Linked DNA regions of Homo sapiens: region 2 is linked to region 1. Evidence: chromatin loops called from intact Hi-C (ENCODE). Cell type or tissue: heart right ventricle. All regions are shown on one strand.

The links. Peaks named below come from ENCODE experiments on the same cell type or tissue, not always from the same donor. Only the 100,000 strongest peaks of a DNase experiment are listed, where the experiment ranks them.
Region 2: a loop joins it to region 1, with 5 times the contacts of the local background. A loop is called at or near these places in 33 of 110 quality-filtered maps.

The regions. Positions count from the first base shown.
Region 1 is chr15:70,871,056-70,879,055 of GRCh38, reverse strand. It overlaps a transcript of LRRC49 not described here. Among named protein-coding and RNA genes, the nearest start is that of THAP10, 17 kb to the left of the region's middle. RefSeq lists a silencer at 983-1,159 and enhancers at 2,707-2,906, 2,917-2,976, 7,249-7,806, 7,807-8,000. In heart right ventricle, a CTCF peak has its summit at 3,812; no DNase peak of the experiment used is centred here.
Region 2 is chr15:70,675,462-70,683,461 of GRCh38, reverse strand. UACA (uveal autoantigen with coiled-coil domains and ankyrin repeats) reads left to right here. Exons shown (of 19, transcript NM_018003.4): 9 at 667-704; 10 at 3,786-3,854; 11 at 5,256-5,363; 12 at 6,322-6,354; 13 at 6,871-6,969. Among named protein-coding and RNA genes, the nearest start is that of SALRNA2, 44 kb to the right of the region's middle. In heart right ventricle, a CTCF peak has its summit at 3,652 (motif pointing left); no DNase peak of the experiment used is centred here; H3K27ac peaks cover 2,124 bases.

The DNA of each region.
Region 1 (8,000 bases):
TTACTTTCAAATTCTGTCAAACAACATAAGAAAGAATACCAATCTTATACAAGCTCTTCCAAGAGAAAAGGACTAGAGAACACTTCCCATCTCATGAGTTCAGCATTAACCTATTACCAAAACTAGGCAAAGACATTGCAAGAAAAGAAATTATAAACCAACATCCCTTGTAAAGTTATGTGTGTATCTTAACAAACTATTAGCAAACATATCCTGCAATACATTATACAAATAATACATCACATCTAAGTACAGTTTAGCTCAGCCACACGAGGCTGGTTTCACATTCAACAACCAATCAATGTAATTCACCATATTAAGAGAACGAAAGAGAAAAATCATGTCACCTTCATCTTACTAGATTTAAAAAACATTTGACAAAAGTCAACATCTATTTATGATAAAAACCTACCAATAAACTAAGAATAGAAAGGAATTTACTTTCTTCACCTAATAGCAGCCATGAATGTATGCCACTAAATCCATAGTTAATGTTCCCTTACAGGCTTTATCCCTAGATCAGGAAAAATGTGAGGATGTCCATTCTTCAATACTTTTATTCAACATCATACTGAAGATCCTAGTTGGTGCAATAAAGGCAAGGGGAAAAAAAGGAAAGAAGGCAAAAAGGAAGAAATGGCAAAACAAAATGCACAGATGTTTAAAAGGAGGAAATAAGGTTGTCCTTTTTTTAGAGATGATATGATTATGTACGTAGAACCTCCTAAGAAATCTATTAAAAAGCTACTAGAACCAATAAATCAGTTTAGCAAACCAAATATGCAAAAATCAACTTCATTTCTATATGCTAACAATGAACAATTGGAAACTGAGATTAAAAAAAACTGGTTTCATTTACAATATGGAAAATGCAAAGAATTTATTTATTTATGTATTTATTTATTTTGAGACAGAGTCTCACTCTGTCGCCCAGGCTGGAGTGCAGTGGCGTGATCCTGGCTTGTTGCAAGCTCGGCTCCCTGCAAACTCTGCCTCCCGGGTTCACGCCATTCTCCCACCTCAGCCTCCTGAGTAGCTGGGACTACAGGCGCCCGCCACCACACCCGGCTAATTTTGTTTTCATATTTTTAGTAGAGACGGGGTTTCACCATGTTAGCCAGGATGGTCTCAATCTCCTGACCTCGTGATCCACCTGCCTCAGCCTCCCAAAGTGCTGGGATTACAGGCGTGAGCCACCGCGCCCAGCCACAAAGAATTTAAAATAACAAACTGTTGGAGAGCAATAGCAACTGGAACTCTCCTACATTGCTGGTAGTAATACAAAATACTACAAGCACTTTGGAAAACAATGTGGTAAACTTTCATGAAGGTAACATACCCATATCATTCAACCAAACAATTTCACTCCTGGGTACTTTACCAAGAGAAAACACATGTCCACACAAAGACTTTTACACAAATGCTCATAAGAGCCAAAATCTGAAAACTCAAATGTCCATCAACAGGTGAGTGGATAAGGAAATTGAAGTATATCCAAATAATGAAATTATCTTAGAAATAAAACAAACATATACAAAACAACCTGGATTAATTTTGAAAGTATTATGCTGAGTGAAAAAAATCCAGGCACAAATAAAAGTACACATTCTATATTTCTATTTGTATAAAATTCTAGAAAAGAAAAAAATCTATAGTGACAGAAAGGAATCCATCAGTGGTTGCTTGGGACTAGGGCAGAGGAACATTCCCTGCAAAAGTACGCAAGGAAATGTTTAGGGGAGATGGAATGTTTTATACCCCAATGTGATGAGGGTTACATTAATACATACATTGTATTAATAGTTGTATGTAAATTATACCTTTATAAAGCATGTTAAAGAAAAAGCAATACACTATTATTTTGCCAAATGATAGTTCAAGCAATAAATTCTGTAGTTTCTTAAGGTAGGCTTCACAAAATAGGTGGAATTGTAATGGTCCTTTAAGGAGAGAGAGGATATAAATATGCTTTAAAAACCAACAGGAAGGACTGAAGGCCCAGAAAAAGTCAGTAGAGACACGGATGCATAAAAAGCAAAGGATGAGTGAGAAGGAGAGTGGCATCATTAGACTGAAGATTTACAAAGGAGTTCTGAAAGATTCAGATAGACAAGCAGAATGTTGCCAGAACAAGCGGAATGGCCTTTAACCTTTGGGCACTGAATGAACTTTTCAGATTTGGGGTCAGGAAAGTATGTTAGGCAAATGAATCTGGAGCATAGCACAAGAAGAATTGGAATGGATTAAATTTGTTAGAGATGGCATGCCTTTGCAATAGTCCTGGCTTGAGAAGGTAAAATATTGACCTAGAGTGAGGAAAGGCAAAAAATGGAGAAGATAGAAAAGGAAGAATTGACTGGACATGGTGGTTACTTTACGGATTTGTGAACAAGGAAAGAGTAAACAATGACTGAGTTTTCAAGTGTGGGTAACAAGAACTGGCAGTACTATTAGTACTATAAGAAGGAGCCAATCTCGGGAGAAAGGTGCTGATTTCAATTTTAGAAATGAGTTGCCTGAGAAACCTACCCTGACCCTACCCTCACCCTCTCTGAAGACTGGATGAAATGTCACTGCATACTACCAAAGCATGTCATGCATAGCCCATCATGGCATTTATCACCTTGTGTTGTGACTGTTTACTAATCTCCCCCACTAGACTCTACACAGCCTGAAGGTAAAGACAGTAGTTCACTGTGCCAAGCACTGTTCTAAGGGTCTAAGGGGTTTCCAAATGTTCTTCCTACATGGTAAGGTTTTACAAGCATTTGCTAAATGAATACTGAATGTTGAGTTTCAGAAGATAATGAAACAGGAAAGCAGATGTGTTTCTCAGGCAATTCGAGTAGTGAGGTGTAGAGATGTAGCTTTCAGAGGCATTTACATGAAAGTGATCGTTGAAACCATGATGTAGGATCCCTAAAGGAGAGTTTTTAGACTTCCTGTGGCACTTAAAGTCTTCATTATTTACCTGGCAAAAGTGATCGAAAATGAGAAGCTGGAGAGACCAAGAACATGCACTTAAGCCTGTCTTATCCATTAATTGAATTAACTTCTGAATATTCAAGAGTTGGCTCTGCAGATAATCCACTAAAAAAAAAGAAAAAAGAAAGAAACTGTCTAGCACTTGCTCCTTGCATCTTCCCTTTATGTACCAAGAATCATGATCAGTGACATTTAGGAAAGTGGGAGAAAAAATTATTGGGACATGGCAACAGCCTGGATGCTTCTTTCACCCTGGCTGAATACCGAAGTTCCAATCTAGGCTCCAAGACGCTTATCGGCTATAGTGTACTTAGATAAATTACATTATCTCTCTGGGCCTGAGTCTACTCCCATGCAAAATTGTGATTTTAGTACCTACAACATATTTCTGTTGAGAAGATTACAATATGAAAAACCTAGAACACTGCTGGGCACATGGTAAGTGTTCCATAACTCTTAGCTAGAGGCAGGAAAGGATATTGCCTAAGAGGATGGACTTTGTAACACACTACCTAGGCTTCCATTCTAGTTATGCCAATTACTAGGCAGGTTACTTTGCCTTTTTGGGCCGTTCCCTCATCTGTAAAGTACGGCTGTTTTTAGTTCCTCGATCATAGGTTTGTTGTGAGAATTAAATGTATGCTAACCACTTAGAACAGCACCTGACACATTGTAAACATCATGTTAAATATGACTTATAACCCATCAACCCCTTACCCATATATCTTGATTCCGAGCCCTGCCTTTAGTTATGTCCAGTCTCTTTTGTGGCCTCTCATTTTAGTCAATAGTTAGTACACTGGATGTTTTCTAAGTTCATTTCACAGAGACACTAGATGGAGTTGCTGAGCTAAAGCACCAAAGAACTGCTGGGCAGCCGAATTGGAATTTTGGAGCTGAATGGAACTTTAGGGATGGTCTGGTTCACACTTTTATTTTGTAGATGAAGAAACTGAAGATCAGAGAAGTTATCTGGTATAATCCCAGCCTGCAAATTGTCTTAGCAATCCAATGTCTCCATTTCTGGCAAAATTGATCCCACTCTTCATCAGAAATGACTGAATAATGAAGCTGGATGTGCTTGCAACTCTTACTTAGTGAAATCATCTAGAACCATTTGATCAAACTCAAACAATCCTGTAAGCCCCACAGGGGCATGCTGCTGTTGTTCGCTGACTGCTCTGTCTACAATGCCTGGCATGTAGTTCAGTTAATATTTGTTGAAGAATGATAGGGATCTATCATGTTTTTAAAGCTTTAGAGATTGAAAATCTTCCTCAGTACTTGTTCCAATGCTTTCTGAAGGGGATTCCTCCTCATGTAGACTTATTCCTTTCACATATATGTCAGTCCTTTTCTTCTTTTTCTAGATTCCCTGAAGGTGTTATAGCTGGAAAAATCTTCCAGTTAAAATGCCTCATTTTGTCAATGAGGAAATTAACTGAGGCAATTTGTCCATACTCACATAACTGATTAGTGGCAGAGCTGAGATTGAATTTTCTGTAGCTTGTCATCTAAAAACCAAAAAATGCAAACCGCTTCAAAAGACTGTCAACCTTCTTCCACCTGCTCTTTAAATGTTCCCCAACTTGTCTCCAGGTCATAGTCTCCAGCTTATTATCAAATTATCAATTTGATTGCTTCCCACTTGGAGCAGGCTTACTATTTACATCCTTCCTTTTCTTGATCCCAGTTCAAATAACTAGCCTATTCTATCATTGCTGCCCACCCACCTGCCCTTTGTACCTCCTGGCTCTTAATCCCTGTCTTTGAGAAGAAAAGGTAGATCCTCTTTCTCACCTAAACCAGCAGGGATGGGTTTGCAGATATTCCAGGGAGCTCATCCCTCCCTCGTTAGTGTCAGAACAGAAGGATCCCAGACATCTAGAACACTTCCAGGATTGTTCCAAGATGGCGTTTGCAGTTCCGATCAGAGTCTCAAAAGTTATGTTGGGCTCTGAGATAACATAACCCAGGGAAATCCCCAAACAGAAGGTTCCCTAGCTGGACTAAATGACATTCACACACTGGTTTACTAACAACACCCAGGAAATGTAGAGTTTCTACAGTCAAGGACTGTATCCTTGACATCTCAATCCCTTTCTACAGTTCCATGTACCTATTGGTTTATTCTTTACTAAGCCTACCACCTAGTTGCAGTAGATTGTAAAAATAGCCAAAAATTCTTCCACTCCCATCAAGAGGTAAAATCTATTTCTCCACTTCTTGACTTTGGTTTGGTCATGTGACTTACTTTCACCAATAGGACATTAGTAAAGGTAATATAAACTGAGGCTTTAAAAGTGCTTGAGCCCTGGGCTTGTCCTCTTGCTGTGTTTGGAACTCTAGGACTACCATGTGACTGAGTTCAAGCTAGCCCCCTATGGAGGAGACTCCATGTGGAGAAGCAGCTGGTCCCTTGCAAAGAGCCCTCCAACTGTCAGACACATGAAGGAAGTCATTCTAGATCATCTGGCTGCCTCCAACATGCCAGCTGACCAGAGAAGCATGAGGAAGTCCAGCAAATCCGCCAAGCATGCCCAGAGAGAAGAGCTGCCCAGTCAGCCCATGCAACTGTAAGATGAATCAATGGTTGTATTTTAGGCCATTAAATTGTGGGGTTGTTTGTCATGCAGCAAGCACTACCTGATACACTAGTGGTAAAGACTCCCTAAGGAAAAGGCAATCACTATTTTCCTGTTCCCTCCTCACCATGACCCTCAGTTTTTCATTCTTGTATAATAGCTTTAGTTAGTATTTTGACCGTATATGATGTTTTAGTTCAGTGAGGGGATAGCAGAGTATAATTGTTATACAAAATTATGTCAACTGAAAGTGTAGACTTACCTCAGCTTGGCAATCCATCTTTAAAAGTTATGTCAAGTTGGCTGGGCGAGGTGGCTCACTCCTGTAATCCCAACACTTTGGGAGGCCAAGGCGGGTGGATCACTTGAGGTCAGGAATTCAAGACCAGCCTGGCCAAGATGGTGAAACCCCGCCTCTACTAAAAATACAAAAATGAGCTGGGCATGGTGGCGGGCACCTATAATCCCAGCTACTCGGGATGCTGAGGCAGAGAATTGCTTGAACCTGGGAGGTGGAGGTTGCAGTGAGCGAGATCGCACCACGGCACTCCAGCCTAGGCGACAGAGTGAGACTCCATCTAAAAAAAAAAAAAAAAAAAAAAGTTATGTCAAGTTTATAAGATATTTTGAGCCAGAGCCATTTCTCTCACAAGTCTTGGAATCTCTTGGAGAAAACGTCCTCTTTCTCTCTAGGGTCTCCATGGCTGTACATGCAAATCACTCTCCTCAGTGGATATGAGAGCTTTCTGAGATGCTGCCTATGGAACTTGTCTGGTCTCAATTTTCTCTTTTTTAAAAATGCCAGCAATTTCTCCTTCTTGACAATTTTCTCATCTTTTTAGAACACACACTTTTTGGAAACCCTAAAGCGTATCACAACTTTATCTTTGACATCATCTCAAGCTTCTAAACCCAGTCCCAGAACCGGACCCTTTGGAAAGTTACTTCCCAAGCACTTATTCCCTAGGCTCATCTCTTAGCACCAATATGAATGTTTTTTCAGTCATTCAACAAACCAGGGATAAAACTAAGTACCTCTCCCTCCCCCTCGCCCTCCCCCTCCTCCTCTCCCTCTCCCCTACGTCTCCGTCTCCCACTTTCCGCGGTCTCCCTCTGATGCCGAGCCGAGGCTAGACTGTGCTGCCGCAATCTCGGTTCACTGCAACCTCCCTGCCTGATTCTCCTGCCTCAGCCTGCCCAGTGCCTGGGATTGCAGGCGCGTGCTGCCACGCCTGATTGGTTTTTGTATTTTTTGGTGGAGACGGGGTTTCGCCGTGTTGGCCGGGCTGGTCTCCAGCTCCTGACCGTGAGTGATCTGCCAGCTTCGGCCTCCCGAGGTGCCAGGATTGCAGACGGAGTCTTGCTCACTCAGTGCTCAATGTTGCCCAGGCTGGAGTGCAGTGGCGTGATCTCGGCTTGCTTCAACCTCCACCTCCCAGCCGCCTGCCTTGGCCTCCCAAAGTGCCGAGATTGCAGCCTCTGCCCGGCCGCCATCCCGTCTGGGAAGTGAGGAGCGTCTCTGCCTGGCCGCCCATCGTCTGGGATGTGAGGAGCCCCTCTGCCCGGCCGCCCAGTCTGGGAAGTAAGGAGCGCCTCTTCCCGGCCACCATCCCGTCTAGGAAGTGAGGAGCGTCTCTGCCCGGCCGCCCATCGTCTGAGATGTGGGGAGCGCCTCTACCCCCCCGCCCCGTCTGGGATGTGAGGAGAGCCTCTGCCCGGCCGCGGCCCCGTCTGGGATCTGAGGAGTGTGTCTGCCCCACCACCACCCCGTCTGGGAGGTGAGGAGCGTCTCTTCCTGGCCGCCCCGTCTGAGAAGTGAGGAGCCCCTCCGCCCAGCAGCCGCCCCGTCTGGGAAGTGAGGAGCGTCTCTGCCCGGCAGCCACCCCGTCCAGGAGGTGGGGGGCAGCCCCCGCCCGGCCAGCCGCGCCGTTCGGGAGGTGGGGGGCGCCTCTGCCCGGTCGCCCCGTCTGGGAAGTGAGGAGCCCCTCTGCCCGGCCGCCACCTGGTCTGGGAGGTGTGCCCAACAGCTCATTGAGAGCGGGCCATGATGACGATGGGGGTTTTGTCGAGTAGAGAGGGGGGAAATGTGGGGAAAGGAAAGAGAGATCAGATTGTTGCTGTGTCTGTGTAGAAAGAAGTAGACATGGGAGACTCCATTTTGTTCTGTACTAGGAAAAATTCTTCTGCCTTGGGATGCTGTTAATCTATAACCTTACCCCCAACCCCGTGCTCTCTGAAACATGTGCTGTGTCCACTCAGGGTTAAATGGATTAAGGGCGGTGCAAGATGTGCTTTGTTAAACAGATGCTTGAAGGCAGCATACTCGTTAAGAGTCATCACCACTCCCTAATCTCAAGTACCCAGGGACACAAACACTGCGGAAGGCCGCAGGGTCCTCTGCCTAGGAAAACCACAGACCCTTGTTCACAT
Region 2 (8,000 bases), 200 kb after region 1:
CTGAGTTTCAGGGCATGCACATTTCTTTAAGCCTTTGGTCTATGTTGGCAAATTGCCTTCGAATTTAGGAGCTTTTTAAATTTTCTTCCCCTCTTTTTTTTTAGATATGGGGTCTCCCTTTGTTGCCCAGGCTAGAGTATAGTGGTGCCATCATAGCTCACTGCAATCTCAAACTCCTGGGCTCAAGTTATCTTCCTGCCTCAGCCTCATGAGTAGCTGGGACTACAGGCATGTACCACCATGGCCAGCTAATTTTTTATATTTTTTTTGTAGAGATGGGGTCTTGCTATGTTGCCCAGGCTGGTCTTGAACTCCTAGCCTCAAGTGATCCTCCTGCCCCAGCCTCCCAAAGTGCTGGGATTACAGGTGTGAGCCACCATACCCAGCCTAAATAAATTTCCCATTTTTTACCTGCCTCCAATCCTTAGTCTTTAATCTTACCTACTTGAATATTGTTATAAAAATTTTGCTAATTTGATAGGCAAAAGTGAGATGTCATTATTGTTTCAAGCATACGTTTTAGAAATAAAACTAAAAAGTTGTAAGCTTTAGAGGAAACTCTAAAGTTTATTTATTTAATATTGACTCAATTGTATAGTTAGGGAATGCGTACCTACCCCAAGTTAACCTGCCATTTTGTTGTTTCTCTTTTTCTCTAAATCTTAGGGAGAGAACTTTGGAAGAAAGGGCCATCTTTGCAACAGGTAGATATTAATTTTAATTTTAAATAATTATATGTATTGTATAGTTTAAAGTGCTTAGTAAAACTAGTTAATAGTTAGCATAACTATTCTGAGTTTAAATGCGTTCTATCTCTCTTCTCAGTTAATCAAGCCCGTGTAGATTCTGGATACTTAGATCATGAGGTCCTATCAAGATACTATCACTTAGCTTGAGACACATTAGATCTCAGTTTCAATGAAGGTATCCAGTGGGAAAGAGATAGCCTCCTGATTAGGGCCGTGAGCATTCAGTTTTTTCAAGTAGGAGACATTGTAACTTGCTAAATGATGAACTTTAGCTTGGCAGATCATAGACAGTTTCCCCCAGTCTCCCTTAATAACAGGACAAAATATTGACTGTTATGGGAAAATTCTTCCAGTGTAATTAAGAAATGAAGAAAACAGAGTTCTAAACTGATTATATATTGTGATTTCAATGCCACTGTTAGTGTTTTTATTTCTTCTTCAGTCTTTTTTTCTGTGTGTATTTAATTGAGGACTTTACGGAATAACAACACTTGAAATAATTCATGCTTTGCACTACATTTATTATTAAATTACTATTTAACCCTGTTTTGATATCCTGGTTGTGAAATGTCTTATGTTTTCTGCTAATCTATTTGTGTTAAAGTAAGCAGGGTTGGTTTACAGTACCGTGGCTCAAAAGCTAGTGTAGGCAGCTTTCCTCTCCTGCTGACTGTTCCCTTCCAGGCTTTCAGCTTTTCTCTAGTGAGAGGAACCTAAGCATTTGCAAACCCTGAAGAGAAAGTAATCAGGTACCTTGAGCAATTCTGATCATCATCCTGTGTCATTTTTGTACCTCTCACCTGAATCTGAAAGCTACATTTTTTAAAAATTTTGCTTTAAGTTCTGAGATACATGTGCTGAATGTGCCAGTTTGTACATAGGTATACATGTGCCGTGGTGGTTTGCTGCACTTATCATGAAAGTTATATTAAAGCTTGTTTTCCTTTTCAATCCATCTGAATTAATATGTTCATATATGGGTCATGTCTGTTGACACTTTTCCATCTGGAGCAACTGTTCCAGCCTTCTTCCCTGTGCCTCATATAACCTAAGTGTGAGTAGAGTGAAAAAAAATGTACACTGCTATGACTGTACTAGCCATCTCACACAGAATCAGAGAAAAATGATTTCTGAAATATATAGATATTTAAAATAAAAAGAATTATTGAATATTAATATGGGAATTGTTCTCTGCTCAGTGCTCTAGGAAATATTGAAGTGAATACAAGGAGTTAATATTCTACTAGGAACAGAAAGACACACTGCTCCTAATTACTGTGTTTCCGTCATTTATTGAATACACTTACTAAATATACGCTGTAAATAGGACTTTTTTTTTTTAATACTAAGGCACATGTAATCTCTGTTTTCAAGAAGCCTACAGTATAGTTGCAAATGTAAGACTCACTCAGTTGTTTGTTCACAGATATCTGCTGAACATCTACAACATGCCAACTACTGTTCTAAGTGCTGGGAATATTGTAGTGTACGAAGTCTCTGCCCTTATGGAACTCCTAGCTTAGTGAGAGATGAACAATAAGCAAAGGAATATTTAGTATCATAGCAGATGCTGTGAAGAAAAACAAAACAGAATTAAGGGATGAAGAGGGAGTGGGTGGAAGTCTGTGGGAGAAGCCTCACAGGCTGAGGGAAGGGCAGGTGCCCAGCCCCTGATGAGGGAGCAGGTTAGACATGTTCATGGGGCAGCAGCAGACAAGTGTGACAGGAGCGATGTGCCCATCGTGGAGGGAGCAGAAGAAGCTGCTAAAGTAACAAAGGGCTAGATTAAGAAGGACCTTGTATGATAAGGACTATTGATATGTACCCACCAGTGACTACCAGATGGCGGAAGGCAGGACGTGTGCACCCCAATCAGTGGTGCACGTGATCAGATCGCTGCTAAGTGGAGCCAGAGGTGCAAGAGAGGTTCTTTTAGTGTGCTAATAACAAGGCTTGTCAGGAAGATGGATCTTAATTAAAGGATGCGGTTGATTTAGTATGTCTGAGTTAGGATATAGTGGAGGCAGTGGGTGAGGATGCTGAAGTGAAGGCTGGAAATGAAAGTGGTATGATCAGGTGAGCTGTGAGAAGATGTCAGATTCCACTTGAAGAACAGTCCTTTGGTAGAAGGAATGAGGCTGTAAACATAGTTAGGGCCAAATTGTGGATATAGAATATCTTTTAAATGGGAGTTGTTCCTCTAGTTCTAGATCCAAACTCATTTGAATGATAGTTTAAAAACTTGATCAAGCAAAGGTAAACAAATAATACAAAACATGAGAAAATCATCTCGAAGAATTAAAGCAGTAGTTTTTTTTTTAACCTAATTAGGAAGAAATAAATAGCTTTCTACATTAGTTATTGTGGAGATTTAAAGATCATTTTGGTTTTTTTGAAAGGGGGGTTATTCTCTTGTTTAATAATTATGTTGTTTTTGTTAAAGCAAATCTCTAAGCTGGAATAAAGTTTCAAAGCAGTAAGTTACAAAAACAGAACATACACCCAACCAAGTTATTTAAAGACCTTTTTATATTGCTCAGGTCAGAGGGACTGTCTGTCTCTTCCTTACCATACCTCTTGATATTTTATTTTGGTGGTGCTCAGAGAAGTAAATAATTTCTGTATTGTCTTTACAAATTAATGTGACTTCCCCTTCCTCTTCCTTTTTTTTTTTTTTTAAGTTGAGTTCTTTTAGTAGTTGGCAATGCAGTGCTTTATAGCCCAACTTTTGTTATGCATTTATTACAAATTCTTTTTAAAATTTTGTGACTTTAGTTAAAATAAATCCTTAATAATATTTTAAAATTTGTTATTATTTAGTATTTTTAAATAAGTTATACTTGATTTATTTAAAACATAGTCTTAAAGGTCCTTTCCATTTTGGAGTTTTAAATAGAAACACTGCCACCTTGTGTTATGTGCAGCTAATGTTGGATAAACTGAAAATCACTAACTGGGTGTATTGCCAATTGAGGAAAATATACTTTTCTGTATTCTTACACTTGCTGACCCGTGTTTTCTTATGTTTTACCAAAGCGAAATTTGACACACATGCAAGATGAAGTAAATGTGAAGTCACATCAGAGGGAGCATCAAAATATTCAGGTAAAAAGAAAAAAATAATGGTGTCTTCCTTTAAAAACAATTCCAGTATTTGTAGTGGGATTGAGAGAGAAGAGAGGAAGCAAGAGAATGGGTGAAATGAGTGGGGCAAAGAAAGGGAAGCTCGTTAAAATTGTTTGTGATTCTCTTTTTTTTTGCCTAATCTCTTCTATTTATTTATTTATTTATTTATTTATTTATTTATTTAGAGATGGGGTCTGGCTCTGTTGCCCAGGCTGGAGTGCAGTGGCATGATCTCGGCTCACTGCAACCTCTGCCTCCCAGGTTCAAGTGATCCTCCTGCCTCAGCCCTTCTAGTAGCTGGGATTACAGGCATGTGCCACCATGCCTGGCTAATTTTTGTATTTTTAGTTGAGACGGGGTTTCACCATGTTGGCCAGGCTGGTCTTGAACTCCTGACCTCAGGTGATCCACCCGCCTCAGCCTCCCAAAGTGTTGGGATTACAAGCGTGAGCCACCACACCCGGCTGCCTAATCTCTTCTTTAAGAATTGACTTTTGTTATCAATGTTTGAGTCCAGTATTATAAAATTTAATTATGTAACGCTAGAAGTATGGTGTAGAAAGTATTGTTTTAATATATATTAGAAAAAGCAACTTTATATAACTGTTTGATTTAAATGTGTTTGTTTTGTGATGTAAACCATACATTTGTGTTTATTTTAGAAAATTATAGTATTAAAAATGATCATTAATGTAAATTAAATCTGATTTTTTTCTTAAAGTATTTTCTATTTTGATTGAGAAAAATAATTTTGTTAAACTAACCACACAGTACTTTTTGGCTTTTATATTGGTCAAAGTTTCCAAAGAATATTATGAGGATTATTTTAGAGGAAGGACCCATAATTAATTTTATGACTGAAACACCGTTAAATGATAAATTGAATAGCTGTTTCAGTATAATAAAAGCATTTTATTTGGGTTTTCTTAGTTTACTATGTAGTGTAAGAAAATGAACTATGTCCTTAAATTCGAGCCTTTATCTTTTACCAGAGCACTGAAAATGATGATTATTTCAACAAAAGGATTAGAAGAGTCTCATAAATTTGGGAGGTCTTAAGCAAAAGTTAAAATGGCATATTCTTTTGCTCTTTTCTGTGTCTAGATGCTTTTTATTTTTTCTTTATTGGAATTAGGATGATTTGCCCTCTTGTAGTATATACTTGTATTTATTAGCTATTATAGGATAGTAATTTTCTATTTTATTTATGATCTGTAGATTTTAAATCATTGGCATATCATTGAAATTATTGTATCTTTTGTACTTAGTGTTTTACATATGTATGTACCTGTATGGTAGTGAACTGCTTTTAAAAATTTCTCCTTTAAGAATTTGCTCTTTTAAGATTGGCCTGGCACCTTGTTGTCTTTATTATTTAAGGATTTGGAGATTGAAAATGAAGATTTGAAAGAGAGGTTGAGAAAAATTCAGCAAGAACAAAGAATACTTTTGGATAAAGTCAATGGTTTACAGTTACAGCTGAATGAGGTAAATAAATCTGCATAATAGAAAAATAAACTGTCTTACTATATCAATAGCAAATTGTTAATGATTGTGCTAAAGAAGGTAAAATTAGCTCATTGCACTTCAGAGGAGTTAAATCTTACTGGGGACCAGGATTTTTACATGAAATTTTACATTTAAAGTACCATAAGCTAACAAGTAAGGACAGTGTAAAGAATGTTCAGGGAAGTGAGGAGAGATCACTGTGGGCTGCCGCTTCTGAGGGGGGCACTTCCTGTGGGAGATGGTACTTCTGTTGAATTTTGAAGGAAGTAAGAGGGAATCAGAGGGCATTCCAGAGAACACTGTGATGAGCAAAATCACAGAAACAGTGACCTGTAATATATTCCTTGTTGTATAAAAAAATTGGAAATACAAGAAATATCCATAAATCATTTTTTAGAGGGAAAGTAGAATATATATGAAATCTAGTATCATCAGTTTGCTCTTTAAATATACATTTTATTATGTACAGGACTTACCACAGGTGAAATCTTATGTGATATTTGCATTTCAAAAGTAAGAAGTAACTGCGTGATTGGTACAGCTGTGTCCTTGTGATTCTAATTTTCCGTATCACTTTAATATCTTGCTATCTATGTTAGATTTTCCTAAAATTGAACATATGCAAAAGCAAAAGGCTGAACTATAGTTAGGGCCATGGGATTGGAGAGGAAAAAGTAGACAGAAGATATGAGGACCAAGAACAAGTAGGACTTGGTGGTTGATAGGTTCTCAAGAGAATCAAAAGTGCTTCTGAATTTGGATAGTGAGAAGAATGAATGACAACTCATACAACAGAATTGTACATAATTTTCTTCTCATATCCTTGGCCCTAGTCTTAAAGACATTTGCCAATCTTTTTAAAATATCTTTGCCAAGTTCATGCCTTTTAAAATAGGCTTTTAAGAATTAAAATATTTTGTGTTCTTTTTAAATTTAGGAAGTTATGGTTGCTGATGATCTGGAAAGCGAGGTAGGGTGACATTTTATTTTAAACCATTAAAATTGTTTTAGGAATTGAAGATGATATAGTAGTAAAGGTTTAAGTCCTGAATTGAGATAGAGACCAGGATTCTATTTCTGGTTATTAAAGGGAAATTCAAAATCTATAGATGACTAAAAAAGGATGTTTTGAATGTAGTGGCATAGATTATTGTAGGCATTTTGTTGTTATTGCCTCTGAAAGTCTTACTTTCTGTGAAACTTGTCCTGAAAATAATATAAAATTCTAAACATAAAGAAAATGTCTGAAAACATTAAGATTGAAAACAGAGATTTGAATTTTTTATGATTTTGTTTATAGATATTGTATGTTTCATTAGTATATTTGTAGAAATTATCAACTCTATTAGTAGTTAAAGTTCACCAGGTTGGAGAATTCATTAACTCCAGTCCTCAATGCAATTCCAATTCACGTTTTCTAAAACACATTTTTAATCCAATTCCAAGCACAGGGTGATTTTACTGTATTTATTCTGTTTCATTTCAGAGAGAAAAGCTGAAGTCCCTTTTGGCAGCTAAAGAAAAGCAACATGAAGAAAGCTTAAGGACTATTGAGGCTCTGAAAAATAGATTTAAATATTTTGAGGTATAGAAAGGATAAATTATTTCCTGTAATTCATAATGGGTAATGGTAAGGCTCTTGGCATCAGACTTGAATTTGAATTATAAATCTCTTATTTATAGTGTGACCTTGGGCTGCTTATTTAAAGTCTTCAAACTTGTTGCCTCTTTGGCAAAACTGGGGTGATTGTCTCTTTCTCCACATAGTTATAAAGGTTAAGTGAGATCATTTAAATTGACTAGCATGTAATTGACATTTAGTGTCATTCTAGTTTCTCTTCATTGTCCATCCTTACCTTTTTAAAACATCATATTTCTACCTGTAAATTTGCAGTGAGTATAATGATAATAAAAAGCATTCATATAAATGAATGATGATATGTCCAGGATTATCTCAGAAAGGATTCATCACTGGGCATCACTGAAGGCAGCTGATTCAGCATGAATCTTTTGTCTTTGTTGGTGAATGCAGCCCCAAAGTACACTAAAAAAGTGCCTTAGTCCGTTCATGCTGCTGTAACAAAATAAAGAAAATTTATAAAGAACAAATTTATTTCTCCCATTTCTGGAGGCTGGAAAGTCCAAGATCAAGGCTCTGGCGTTCATGTCTGGTGAGGGCCTTTTGCTGCATCCTCACCTGGCAGAAGGCGAAAGGGCAAAAAGGAGCCTAAGTGAAGCCCTCGTGACTTAATCAGTTTCCAAAAGGCCCCACCTCTTAATACCACCACAGTGGGAATTTAAGTTTCAACACATTTTGGCAGACATTCAGACCATAGCAAAAATAATATTCTTCTTTGTAAATAAAAAACTATGTGTGCATTATGAAAAATAATATAAAACATGTATGAATCTCACAGACAGTGTTGCAAGAGATAAGTCAGACACAAAGAGTACATACTGCACGATTCTATTTTTATGAAGTTCAAAAGCAGATAAAACTAATCTATGATGTTAGAGATTAGAATAGAGACCGCCGTTTGGTGAGGGGTTACTGAGTAAGGTGTGTGAAGAAACTTTTGGTGTCCTGGAAGTGTTTTATATCTTAATCTGGGTTGT